4 separate regions of the Homo sapiens genome follow, and all the other regions are linked to region 3. Evidence: chromatin contacts called from ENCODE Hi-C or POLR2A ChIA-PET data. All regions are on one chromosome and are shown on one strand. The core of a region is the stretch at or near the end of the contact, and the rest is flanking DNA. Distances in the headings are between cores, read along the strand shown.

Region 1 (2,856 bases), core at 284-2,783, 150 kb before region 3:
CAAGGTTATCTTAAGGAACAAATGAATCTATATAGGTAGTGCCTGACATAAAGTAGGTACTCAAGAAATATTTTAGAGACTTTACTCTCTGCTGGGGGAAAGGCATAGAATTTTGCAATTAATCAGATTTGGATTTGAATCTGCATTTCGTCACTTAGCCAAGTGACCTTGGGCACATAACTTAAAATCTGCGATCACCAATCCTACATATAAAACACTAGGAATGTATTACGTTAGGTGCTCAGTACATCTTAGTTCTCCTTGGAGATTCTGGTTACAGACACAGTTCCAATTCTTTCTGAATATCAAAGTAATATATAAACAATGTGTTTGCTAGGGAGAGGTGTGTTTGCTAGGGAGGGTCTAACCGAGAGGATGAGGCTCTAATTACAATATTTATAGTACTTGTATTTTGATTGCTTATGCTTACTCACCACATGATGAGTAAATGGGATGGTCTTTCTGAAGGAAAAGCAACTATACAAAGGATTCAAAGAGAAAGCTTTACCATCAGGCTGACACAAAGGCTATTAATAATCCTGTCCTCGAGGTGCCATGTGAAATCTTGATTCCTAAATGAGAAAATAAGTACATGTAGAGCTGAAATAAGTAAAAATCTATTTATGCAAGAGAAAAGTCACCATTAATTTGCTAAAACATTCCAGACATTTGTAACTTTGTGTGTATTTATATTTATATAATTACTTTCTATGCACACCATTTGATAACTGCCTTTCCCCCCACTTCACAATAGTTTATGGACCTTTTTCCATATTTCCACATCATTAAATAGTCCACTCAGCATTATTTTAAATGACTGAAAGGCACTGCATTGTTAGAATGTACCAGGATTTTAAAACAAATCCTTTTTGTTGGACATTTAGGTTCAACAAACTTTGTTTTTAAAAATCAAGAGGTTAATTCTCTGGTTGCCCATCTGATTGATGACTTAGAGGTGCATAGAGTTGAGGTAAACTGAGTGTGCGAATGTGAACTTGCAGGAGTGGGTGAAGACAGAATGCCTATCTCGGCACTGCAGAAAAAAAGTAGGGAAAGTGCAGCATCGTGAGAAATGCATTTCTGCCTTAAGTTTACTGGGAAAAATCAATTTTAGGGCCTAATAGAGCATCACTTATCTATATGTCACTTGGAATCAGTGTGTTTTCACCATCAACTAAGGACTACTATCTTGGACTGTGTCTCAAGAGAAATGGAGTAGAATCTCCAGATAGCCTTTTTCAGCCTTAGCAACAGGAAAGACAGAAATGACTTGGATATGTACAAACCTTCATAGATGATTGTGTGAAACTTGAGCTTTAAGAAAAAAGATGACAATTCTAAATATGCATTTTCTTGTGAAAGTCATAGAGATATTTTGAGGCGATTCATATTTTTAGATATAGTAGTTATTATTCCCTTCACGAAGAGATAAGATAGGCATTTCATTCCTCTCCCCTTTAGATTCATAAAACAAAGGTGTCTTTCATGGAATCAACTACCCAGCTAGGAAAATGTGTCAGGCTTACCAGTCAAGCTCAAAAATATGAAAAAGGTGACGTCTGTTTAGTTTCTCACAATTTTTTCCTTTTCCCCGATCCCAGATCTGTGAGTCACCATTCTGTGTGAAAAATATTTAGAGTGAGAATTATTCCTTGACAAGTTATGTTGTTAGACGAACTTCCCTATCACTCAAAGAAATGACCCTTATCTCTTTCTTTACTTGAAGAATATCTTGCAAAAACATTTAATCTAGTCCAGAATAATTTCAGGGGTTGACAACACTGCTCTCAAGCCATTTTGTAAATACCACTGCCTCATTTTAAAGAAAAGAACTTCTGTTTTCTTTTCTTGGTTAGTGGATTCTGGTAAGTCCCACCAGTTTGGTTCTATAAACAGAGGCCCTGACAATTTTATTAAGAGCACTGGTTTAATATAATGATTCATGAAAAAAGCCTAGATTAGAATATTAAAATATTAAGTAAGTAGATAACATGCAATTCTACCAGGAGGTATAAGGATGGAAATATCACAAATGCATCTCTTGGATCTATTATGAACATTAAAACCATCAGCCTGAGCACTTACTAGATTTTTTAACTGTGGCGTGTAGGTTTTTCAAAAAATATTTTTACATAAATATGCCCTCCTGTGGCCACTCACCTTTCCCCATTCACATCGCCCTTTCCCTTACCTTCCAATAAGCAAATATATCTTAACTAATGTCAGGCCTTAAGAGACATTTGTATTGGCATTCTATTTGACTTTAAGGTAAAACTAGAAATTTTTAGGAGTCACTTGACTGGTGAAATCACTCTCACTCTTTTTTTATGATTTAATGTTTTTATTGTCACTGTTAACTAGCATGAGATGGGGAAATTTTATTATATATGTGATAAAGGATTAATATCCAGAATATATAGGGAATTCTAAAATTCTACAACAATCACAATAAACACCCTGATTCAAAAGTGGCAAAGGACTTGAAAAGACACTTCTCCAAATAAGTTATACAAATGGCCAATAGGCCTGTGAAAAATGTTCAAACTCACTAATCTTTAGGAAAATGCAAATGAAAACTACAATGACATCTCACCTCATATTTAGGATAACTATTGTTAAGTAAAAACAAAAACAAAAAATAACAAGTGTTGGTGAGGATGTGGAGAAACTGAAACCCTTCTGCACTGATGGTGAGAATGTAAAATGGCATGTCCACTATGGAAAACAGTATGGTTGTCCCTCAAAAATTTTAAAGTGGAATTACTATATGATTCATCAATTCTACTTCTAGGTATATACCCCAAATAATTGAAAGCAGAGACTTGAAATATCTTGAAATTCAATTGAAATATCTCA
Region 2 (2,850 bases), core at 137-2,636, 190 kb after region 3:
GGAATTAGTTGGCCTGGATTCCCTATAGTTTCCAGTGTCACTGGTGAGAGAAGAGTTACAGATTTATTGCTGGACTATAGTGAAATGAAATCATTGTTTGGTCATCATTTCAAACCAACATACAGTCTTACATTTTTCTCTCTCTCTCATAAAAGTCCCTTGACACATTTCCTTCCTTCTTCAAGCAACCATTATCTGCACTCTAAAAAATGAGATCAAGAATAAATGTTTATACAGTAAAGGTAGTCTCCCTGACTATTCAGCATTTAATGATAACATTTGTTTTTTAATTCCTTTCTATTGGAAAAATGCCTTTATTTGTAAATAGTTGCTTAGCAACATTCTTTGTAAATGCTCGTATCTCATTTGGAACACCTATCACTTGGTTCTGGAAGTCCTTAAATTCCTTGGGGCTTCTGCAGCATTCTCAAAATATGGAGAAAAGAAGAAGAAAACATGCAAGAAAGCTGAATCATTCCAATTCTCTAACTACAAGAAGAATTTAATAAAAACGAAAAGTTACCTTCATTTTGGATGGAAGTGACGTGACGCTAAAGGAAAAAATATGAAACTAAGATGCGGGGAGATAAGGAATATTTTGTACATCTATGAAAGAGTCCATGCCTAGAGCAGATCAAGTCAGGAGTGGGAGACTGGGAACATATAAAAAGATATAGAACTTCAGGGTTTTATCATTGCTTTATCACTGAGACTCTGCGGTATCAAATGCAGTCCTAACATTTTACACCTGGTAAGAAAGAATCACAATTATGATTCTCATTAGAAGCCCACACCCTGAGAATGTGTGTGTGTGTGTGTGTGTGTGTGTGTGTGTGTGTGTGTGTGTGTGTGTGTGTGTGTGTGTGTGTTGGGTAGGAAAGGAAATACAGAACCCCAATGAGTTTGTGACATCACTTGGTAGAAGCAGCGTAGGTCCACATCACATGGTACAAGAATTGTAGGTAAAGAGATTTCTCCTGAAGTTGGCAGACTCAGACCAACCATGGGAAAGATCTGACTTTGGGAAAGATATGGAAGTATGACACTCTGTGGAAATCAGGCAGAATATGCCTAGTAGCCAGTCTCCAAAGTGGCTCTGTGATTCCTGTCTCCCGGTGTTCACAGCCTGGTTTAGACCCTTTCCACATTGTACCAGGTTGGTCTGTATGACCAGAGAATATGACAGAAGCAATGATGTGTCACTTCCAACATTAGATTCTACATGACATTGCAGCTTTTGTCTTGGTTGTCCTCTTGTTCTCTATCTTCCTTAGAACACTCATCCTGGAAGAAGCCAGCTACCATGACTTGAGGACACTTAGCCCCAAGGAAAAGCCATTAGCAAGGAACTGAGACTTCCCGTCAACAGCCATGTGAGTGGGCCTTCCTGGAAATTGATCCTGCAGTTTCAGTCAAGGCTTCAGATGATGCAACCCAGATGCTGAACCAGAAACACCCAGTGAAACCACGCCTAGATTCCTGACTCTCAGAAACTGTGGGAGAATAAATGTTTGTTTTAAGCCACTAAATTTGGGGGCAATTTGCTATGTAACAATAGGTAACTAATACAATAAGTTAAAATGCAACATCTGAGAAATTTAGAACATAAACTCCTTGATGATAATGTTATATTTGTTCTTTGGGAGAAAAAAAAAACTGAAAAGAAATCTCTTCATCTTATTGTGAGGATGTAAAATGCATATTCCAGCCACATTATATTCAGTTTTCAAATCACTTTTATCCACCCAGTTATCAAGGACCTTGTATATACATTCTATTAGGATAAAATGATAGAAATATAAAGAAGTGGTAATATCTTCAAAATGCTTAAACCAAAAGTCTGAGACCGACATCTTGCAGCAGGTTTTTTGTTTTCATTCTCAGCATTCATTTGCATTTTATTTAACCCAAGTTAATAGCTATCTAGGCTGTACATTTTCCATTAGACCTTTAAGATCCATTCTTTTCTTTTCTACCTTAGTTTGTACTTTGATGCTGGCCTTTGGGGACTGAATCTATATGCCCCTCTGCCCTCTGGCTTTCTCTTGGTTTCAGCCAATGGAAGAGCATGCAGGAGACCAGAGAGTGAGAGAGGAATAAGATGAAGGTACCTCTACTATTGGCTCCTTCCCTACCATGGATTGGCTACTTCTCTTCACCCAAGACTATGCTCTGGTCAGGCAGCCCACCTAGCTCTCTCCCATAGCCACAGCTGGCCCCCTAGGGCTGAGGAGCGGTAATGCTTCCTGCTGTTGCTAATCCCGGGGTGCTTCACCATTCCTCAGCAGATGAGGGAAACCCTACTCACACCTTTTTAAATACTTATTTTATTTGTTAATGACTTGGCTTGAATGTGCCATGTATTCCCTACCAGGGCTGAACAATACACCAACCTTTTTAAAATGTGAAATTTCCCAAAAAGGTTAGAATTATCACACTCATCTTTAAAGATCAGAATATCTGGAATGCTGGGTCCATATTCCCAAGCAGCTGGCATCTATGCCCTTTTGACAAACAGTGGTCTCTCCAGTGACCCACCAGTCCCCACCATTGCCTGTTGTGCAACTCGCTTGATCAATTCCAAACATGTGTAGGATGTGCTTGCACCTTTATCCTTATTGGAGCTTGTGAACTCAGGCTAAACTGTGGCAGGAGAGACGGTGTTTAACACAAATCACTTTATGCAGTGTGGAATGTTGATGCCAAGAAGTGATCCAGACAACAAAGACAATGGCAATTAACTGGATGGAACATTCATTTCTGTGTGTGAGAACTTATATAGGGGACTGGACCTTGACACTTCTCTTTGAAGAACAATACCACACTTGAAACTTTATAAGGTATGGGCTG
Region 3 (2,932 bases), core at 408-2,907:
TCAATGTTCTTACCTCAAAAAAATAAGTATGTGAGGTGATGCATATGTTAATTAACTTGATTTATTCATTCTACTATATATATACATATCTCTCTCTCAACACATCATTTGTATACCATACATACATAGAATTTTTTGTCAATTAAATAAATTATTTAAAAAAATAAAATAAAGTTCATCTAGCTGGGTGTTTCCCAAAGTTGATTTTAAAAAATAAATAAATATGTTTATGCAGGTATGGCAAAAAGTGAAATAATGTGAATTATTCAAGTTCAGAGAGGTCAGGTGACTTTCCTGGGATCACACAGAAGACTCCCATCTCCTGCAACTCAGTCTGGTTTTCTTTCTGTCGCATTACCTGCTTAACAATTGTTCTTTAAAATGTTGTGTACAGTAGATATTATTTACATCCTTAGTGTTTTTATGTTTCCCAATTACAATGTGGGTAATTCAATTCTTTCATCGTTAATAGAAATTAGATAAGAAGAAGAATCTGTAAATTTCTGAATTCAATTTTATAAAGTACATTAGAAATATTAAATATCTAGAATTGTAGCATTTTGAAATTATGTAAAAACATAATTATTACAAAATCATGAATGGAAATTCAGGTCCTTTACATTTTGTGGGCTATAAATATTCAGAAAAATTTTAGAAGTTGATGTTCCTCGATGAGAACACATGGACACCTGGGAGGGGAACAACACACACTGGGGTCTGACGGCGGGGGCGGGGGAGGGAGAGCATCAGGAAGAACAGCTAAGGGATGCTGGGCTTAATACCTAGGGGATGAGTTGATCTGTGCAGCAAACCACCATGCCCCACGTTTACCTACGTAACAAACCTGCACATCCCTCACATGTATCTCGGAACTTAAAATGAAAATTGATTAAAAAAAAAGAATAAAAGTAGAGATGAAAGAAATGGATGTTCCTAAAAGAAACAACAGATACCTTTTAAAATACACTTTCAGTATAACTAAGTACCTTTTCAAGTTGGTTAAAAAATTCTAAAAGTAGAGTAGTCAAGTCCTTAAGTAACATGAAGATCCTATCTACAGTTTAAATAAATGTTCAGTCATCCCAACAGGAACAAATCATAAAGAAAATGTAAAGAATATATCAAATTGGCTAAATGCATTCTATATTCGTAGTGTACTCACTGAAGCATTGTTCGTGGGTTTTTTTTTTCTGATTCTTACCAAGCCTACATATTTCTTTTTAATTTTTTCTTTTTATGTTTCCCAAGTTTACAGTTCACATAAAATACCCACTGAAGCAGAGAGAAAAGTGAAACAAATATTTCACAGCTCTTTGGGGATTTGAATGGGTTTTTACAATAAAACCTTGATTACTCAAAGAGCACAGGAGTGCCTGAAACCTGATAGAAGGAACAGAGAGCAGGCAGTTCTAAAGGTGCCAAGAGAGACTCAGAACCTTGTGGAGTTGATGCACTGGCCCTTCAACCCTGGAACCCAGGCCAAGCACCAAACCAGGAAGGGTCCAAACAGCCCTGAACATGGCTATCGTGGCCAAACAAACCAAAAAAAAAAAAGTCACTTGGAAAAGATGTGCAAGGTTGTGGTTTCCTGATAAATTAAGATGACACAGGCAGTACCACAGGGCTTCCTTCATTACATTATTGTGAAATCTGGACTCAAATAGAATGAGGCAAACCCACAAGTTAAAGTGTTTTTAAAGTGGCTCAATAATCACTTTGAAAACAGAACACCCTTTCAGTCAGCATGACTGGAACTTTGATCAACAAATCCCCAAGAGCCACAACCCGTCTTTTGTGAACAAGTAGTATCAAGGTGGGGGTGGGCTTGGAGTGCACTGGATGCTTTTCTTCTTTCATCATGAAACCTGGTGGTTTTGTGTCATGTGATATGTTTTTCAGAGATTCGGCAGGAAGCTTGCACCGAGTGAAGGATTTATAAAGATTATAGGAGATAACACAAAGCTATTTTATCTCTTTAAAAAAAATCAAAGGTATTAAATTTTTTTCTACTTCATTTTTGTTTCCTCATTTAAAAATTAGCTGCCACAAATATTATCCCCCATCTGGGCACAAGGTCAGTTGGCATACAATTTTCTTCTTAATTTTCATTTTCTGGATTCCTTGATGACCTGATTTTGTACAAATTCATGCTGCAGAGATAAGGATTGATTGGCTACAAATCAAGGATCTCTGCAGAATGGGAATGAGAGACAAAGGAAGAGGAAGAGGACGGACACCACAAACCATCTTATCTTTTCAAAATGTGATTGGTGCATTTCCAACATTGGCTTACCTTTCCTTATGCTGTCCATAAATTTTGTGCAGGTGTAAGCTCATCCTACACATGTCATTTGGACCAGACCAAGGCTGCTGTCATGGAGGACCCACACCACAGCTTGGGAACCATTCATCTACCAGAGGGTCACATGACTTCAAATGACTCTTCTAGGGGCCACCTGCCATGATAGGGTACCAGCTCTTCCTCTGAATTCCCAATCCATTTCTTGAGAACTACTGTTTCTAATAAGGTACTGTTTCTAATACCTTTCCAACAATGGTTTATTCATTTATCCATACATTTAAAATACAGATTTTTTTTAGCATCTGCCATGTTTAAGATCCTCCTCTAGCACTAGGAATACATTATTGAATAGAACAAAGTCCCTGATTTCATGGTGTTTACATTTCAAGGGAGAACTATTCCTTCTTAGAACAGAACACCGTACAAAGTTGTAACATAGTAAGTGAAAGTGCTCTGGCCAAGGCTGAGACCACAGTCTACCACGAGCTCCTTGCATTGTGAAGAATGAATATTTCTTAAGCACTTAACTGTGTGCCAGGCATTGTGTAAAGTCCTAATATACATTTGCTTCCTCATCGGGTGGGAAGTTGAGCAGGAGGCTTTCTAAAGTGTCTATTAAAACCCAAGTTA
Region 4 (2,948 bases), core at 90-2,589, 160 kb after region 3:
ACACCTACCAGGTAAGTCTTCCCCTGTCTTCCTGTGTCTCAGCACTGACCATGTTACTGCCTTACTGGAAAACCTCAATGCCCCTCATTCCCCATCCAATAAAGGCCCCTCATGTTCTGGCACTATGTTTCCTTTCCAATCTTATCTCCCATTATTCATTCATACAAGCCCTGAACAAAATTTGTTAAGTTCCTAATGTATGTCAGTTTCTTAAGTGCTAGAGTCAGAGATGATCAGAAGCACTGTTTTCATCTTCCCAAAATCCACAACTAGAAGGCAGGCAGTCCAGAAACCAATCACTTGGGTGTCTAACAGGCGTCTTGAAATTACATGTTCAAAATTGATTTGATCTTCCCTCTCAAACCTGTTCTTCCCACAGCCTTTCCCACTTCAGCAAATGACAATGGTCTTCCTTCCATTTCTTCAAGTCAGTCTTGGAGCCACTCTTGACTCCTTTCTCTTTCTCTTACAGCTTGTTTCAGCAAGTCCAGCTGGCTCTGCCTTCAAAATACAACCAGGATCTCATCACCTCTCACCAACTCACTGCCACCACCATGACCCAAGCCACCATGCTCGTTTCCTGGGTTACTGCTCTAGCCTCCAAACTGTCTCCCAGCTTCCATCCCTGCCCCTCTATAGTAAATTTTCAACATGGCAAGCAAAGCAATCCTTTATATTTTAATATAAGACAGGTCACGTCTGTAGCCTACCTGCTCAAAATCTTCCACTGGCTTCTCATCTCATTCAAAATGAAAGCCAAAGGCATTCAGGTCGTGTCTAGGACCATGCATCCTCTGGCCCCCACTTCTTTTCCCATTAAAAGTACTTATTGTACCACCACCACTCTCCCTCCTCTCACTCTGCTCCCACGGGTGTGTTTCTCAAACACCATCATGTCCCACCTCTGGATCTTTCCTCCAGCTGCTCCCTCTGCCTGGAATACTCTTCCCTAGGATAGGCTCATGGTTCACTCTCTCACCTCCTTTGGGTCTCTGCTCAACCATCACCTTCTGAGAGAACTTCTCCAACCACCTTGCACAAAATAACACTATCTTTCCCAAGCACTCCCTACTTTCCTTACTTAATCTGATTTATTTTTCAACATTGTACTTATTTTCATTTGACATACCTTCTATTTGTGTTATCTGTTCATTGTTCATCTTCCCCATTTGAATAGAAGACACAGGAGTTCAGAGACTTTGTCTGCTTTCTTCACTGCTGTCTCCCCTGCACTTAGAAGAGTGCCTAGCATGTAGCGTGCTCAGTTAATACATATTGAATTGATTAGTTAACTAGCATGAATAGAGAACTGTTTTCTTTTCCTTCCAATTCCTGGATTCAGTAAAATCCTATTCATTTAGTAAAATCCTACTTGTCTTTAGTCTCAGTTTAAAGGTCACCTCTTCAAAAAGCTATACCTGACTCACCCTAGAGAATTTGGTTCCTCTGGCGTGTGCTCGTGATACTTCATTTGCTGGATGGAACATGAGTGAATGGAGTGGTGGCATTCCTGTCGGCCTCCATCTGCCAGTGTGTCATATTTCCACCTCTATTACTCATCATGGTTCTTCTGGCAGCCAGTGACTAAACCAAGTCACACAGCCAACTTGCTTTCAGAACATGAAGTTCCACTTCAGTATTAGGCTACTGTTGAGTCTCCCCCTCACTCCATCCCAGCTTGTACTACCCAGCCCTCCTCCTGGCCCCAGGCAGGGAGCTCATTCCACAGTTCTTCACTCTTTCCCCTGACAGCCCGACAATTCCTCCCTTCACCTTCCATAGGTCTTTTCCCATGAATTTCTTAAATGAAACATAGTGAGGTTATTGTTCACTATATTGGCTTGCTTATAGACATTTTAGAAAACCTCATATTGCATACTAAGATAGTCACTTAGATATGTACAAATATGGCATTTGAAATGTTCCTACAGAATTCTGGGCAACAAGCTCATGGTCCCTAAAATGATCCACTGTGAAATCAATGGTGACTTAACACTTTTTATCTCCAGTTCTTTTGCCAGAAGCATAACATATTACAAGTTCAACAAGAGCCACTTGATGAGCATGGTAGCCATGCCTGTAACCCCAGCACTTTGGGAGGCCAAAGCAGGAGAATCGCTTCAGGCCAGGAGTTCAACATAGCAAGACCCCATCTCTACAAAAACAAAACAAAACAAAACAAAACAAAAAACCATTAGCCAGATGTGGTGGCCCGCACTTGTAGTCCCAGTTACTCAGGAGGCTGAGGCATGAGGATCACTTGAGCCCAGGAGGTCAAGGCTACAGTGAGTTAAGATGGCACCACTGCACCCCAGCCTGGGTAACAGAGCCTTAAGACCCCATATCAAAAAAAACAAAGAACATTTACTTAACCTCAAAATCCGTCTCTCTAAAAGAATAGTTCATCAATGAATCAATCATTCAACATCTAATGTGTACCCAATGTTGGGTTATATGTTTCTCTTATTAGAGGAAACCAACACATGTGAAACAATGGACAGTGTAGTGGACATCACATGATTTGTTCTGCACAGAATCTGTTTTCCCTTCTGGTTTCCCTTCGGGAAAACACATGTCTCCTCCACTCTCAGTCCACTTGTTTTGGGTAGAATTGAACCTATGTTCAGTGTACGAGTAAACAGCGATCCAAGCCTGGCCAGTCAGAGCATCCCAGCCATGGCCACAGTAATTGGCCCAGGGATGGGCATATAATCCAAACCAACCCAATATGAGTAGATTCAAATACAGTATAGTAGTTAAGCAGAAGACTACCTGGGTTCAAATCCTAGCTTCACTAATTACCAGGTGTAAGAACTTGGCAAGTTATCTGCTCTTTGATGGCTCCAGTTTCTTGGGTAGGAAATTGGGAAAATAATTTCTAGCCATAGGATGGTGAGACAGTTTAGGTAAGACGATAAAGGCAAAGTGCTTAAAACCATGCTTGGTAC

Evidence for each region. Hi-C counts contacts between places; a loop is a spot of excess contacts on that map. ChIA-PET counts read pairs that join two places held with the same protein, here RNA polymerase II (POLR2A). Pooled maps may share reads with other maps.
Region 1: a loop to region 3 is called in a map of mammary epithelial cell, with 14 times the contacts of the local background. The contact joins two enhancer-like sites. A Hi-C loop is called at or near these places in 4 of 168 maps with a recorded cell type or tissue (Calu3, IMR-90, endothelial cell of umbilical vein and 1 more) and 1 of 50 pooled maps. POLR2A ChIA-PET finds 5 or more read pairs at or near these places in 2 of 52 experiments (AG04449 and IMR-90).
Region 2: a loop to region 3 is called in a map of Caco-2, with 5 times the contacts of the local background. The contact joins two enhancer-like sites. A Hi-C loop is called at or near these places in 1 of 168 maps with a recorded cell type or tissue (Caco-2) and 1 of 50 pooled maps. POLR2A ChIA-PET finds 5 or more read pairs at or near these places in 3 of 52 experiments (HepG2, activated CD4-positive, alpha-beta T cell and activated naive CD4-positive, alpha-beta T cell).
Region 4: a pooled map shows a loop between it and region 3 (2.4-fold over the local background). The contact joins the promoter of LINC00607 here to the enhancer-like site in region 3. A Hi-C loop is called at or near these places in 4 of 168 maps with a recorded cell type or tissue (Calu3, GM12878, MCF 10A and 1 more), 1 of 37 single-sample maps with no recorded cell type and 3 of 50 pooled maps. POLR2A ChIA-PET finds 5 or more read pairs at or near these places in 5 of 52 experiments (AG04449, GM12878, HepG2 and 2 more).

What each region holds. Positions count from the first base shown.
Region 1 is chr2:215,529,963-215,532,818 of GRCh38, forward strand. No RefSeq gene overlaps it. Among named protein-coding and RNA genes, the nearest start is that of FN1, 95 kb to the left of the region's middle. Within about 2 kb of position 1,534, at least 4 of the 41 ENCODE cell types and tissues checked have a DNase peak (open chromatin) inside an H3K27ac peak, as active enhancers do; they include mammary epithelial cell, where a contact is called at or near this core.
Region 2 is chr2:215,868,990-215,871,839 of GRCh38, forward strand. No RefSeq gene overlaps it. Among named protein-coding and RNA genes, the nearest start is that of LINC00607, 27 kb to the left of the region's middle. Within about 2 kb of position 1,387, at least 3 of the 41 ENCODE cell types and tissues checked have a DNase peak (open chromatin) inside an H3K27ac peak, as active enhancers do.
Region 3 is chr2:215,679,599-215,682,530 of GRCh38, forward strand. The region is part of intron 5 of LINC00607 (long intergenic non-protein coding RNA 607); the gene reads right to left. It overlaps LOC102724861 (a long non-coding RNA gene), which reads left to right. Exons shown (of 8, transcript NR_187737.1): 6 at 2,326-2,528. Among named protein-coding and RNA genes, the nearest start is that of LINC01614, 37 kb to the right of the region's middle. Within about 2 kb of position 1,658, at least 5 of the 41 ENCODE cell types and tissues checked have a DNase peak (open chromatin) inside an H3K27ac peak, as active enhancers do; they include mammary epithelial cell, where a contact is called at or near this core.
Region 4 is chr2:215,842,197-215,845,144 of GRCh38, forward strand. LINC00607 (long intergenic non-protein coding RNA 607) reads right to left here and starts at 1,340. Exons shown (of 10, transcript NR_037195.1): 1 at 1,130-1,340.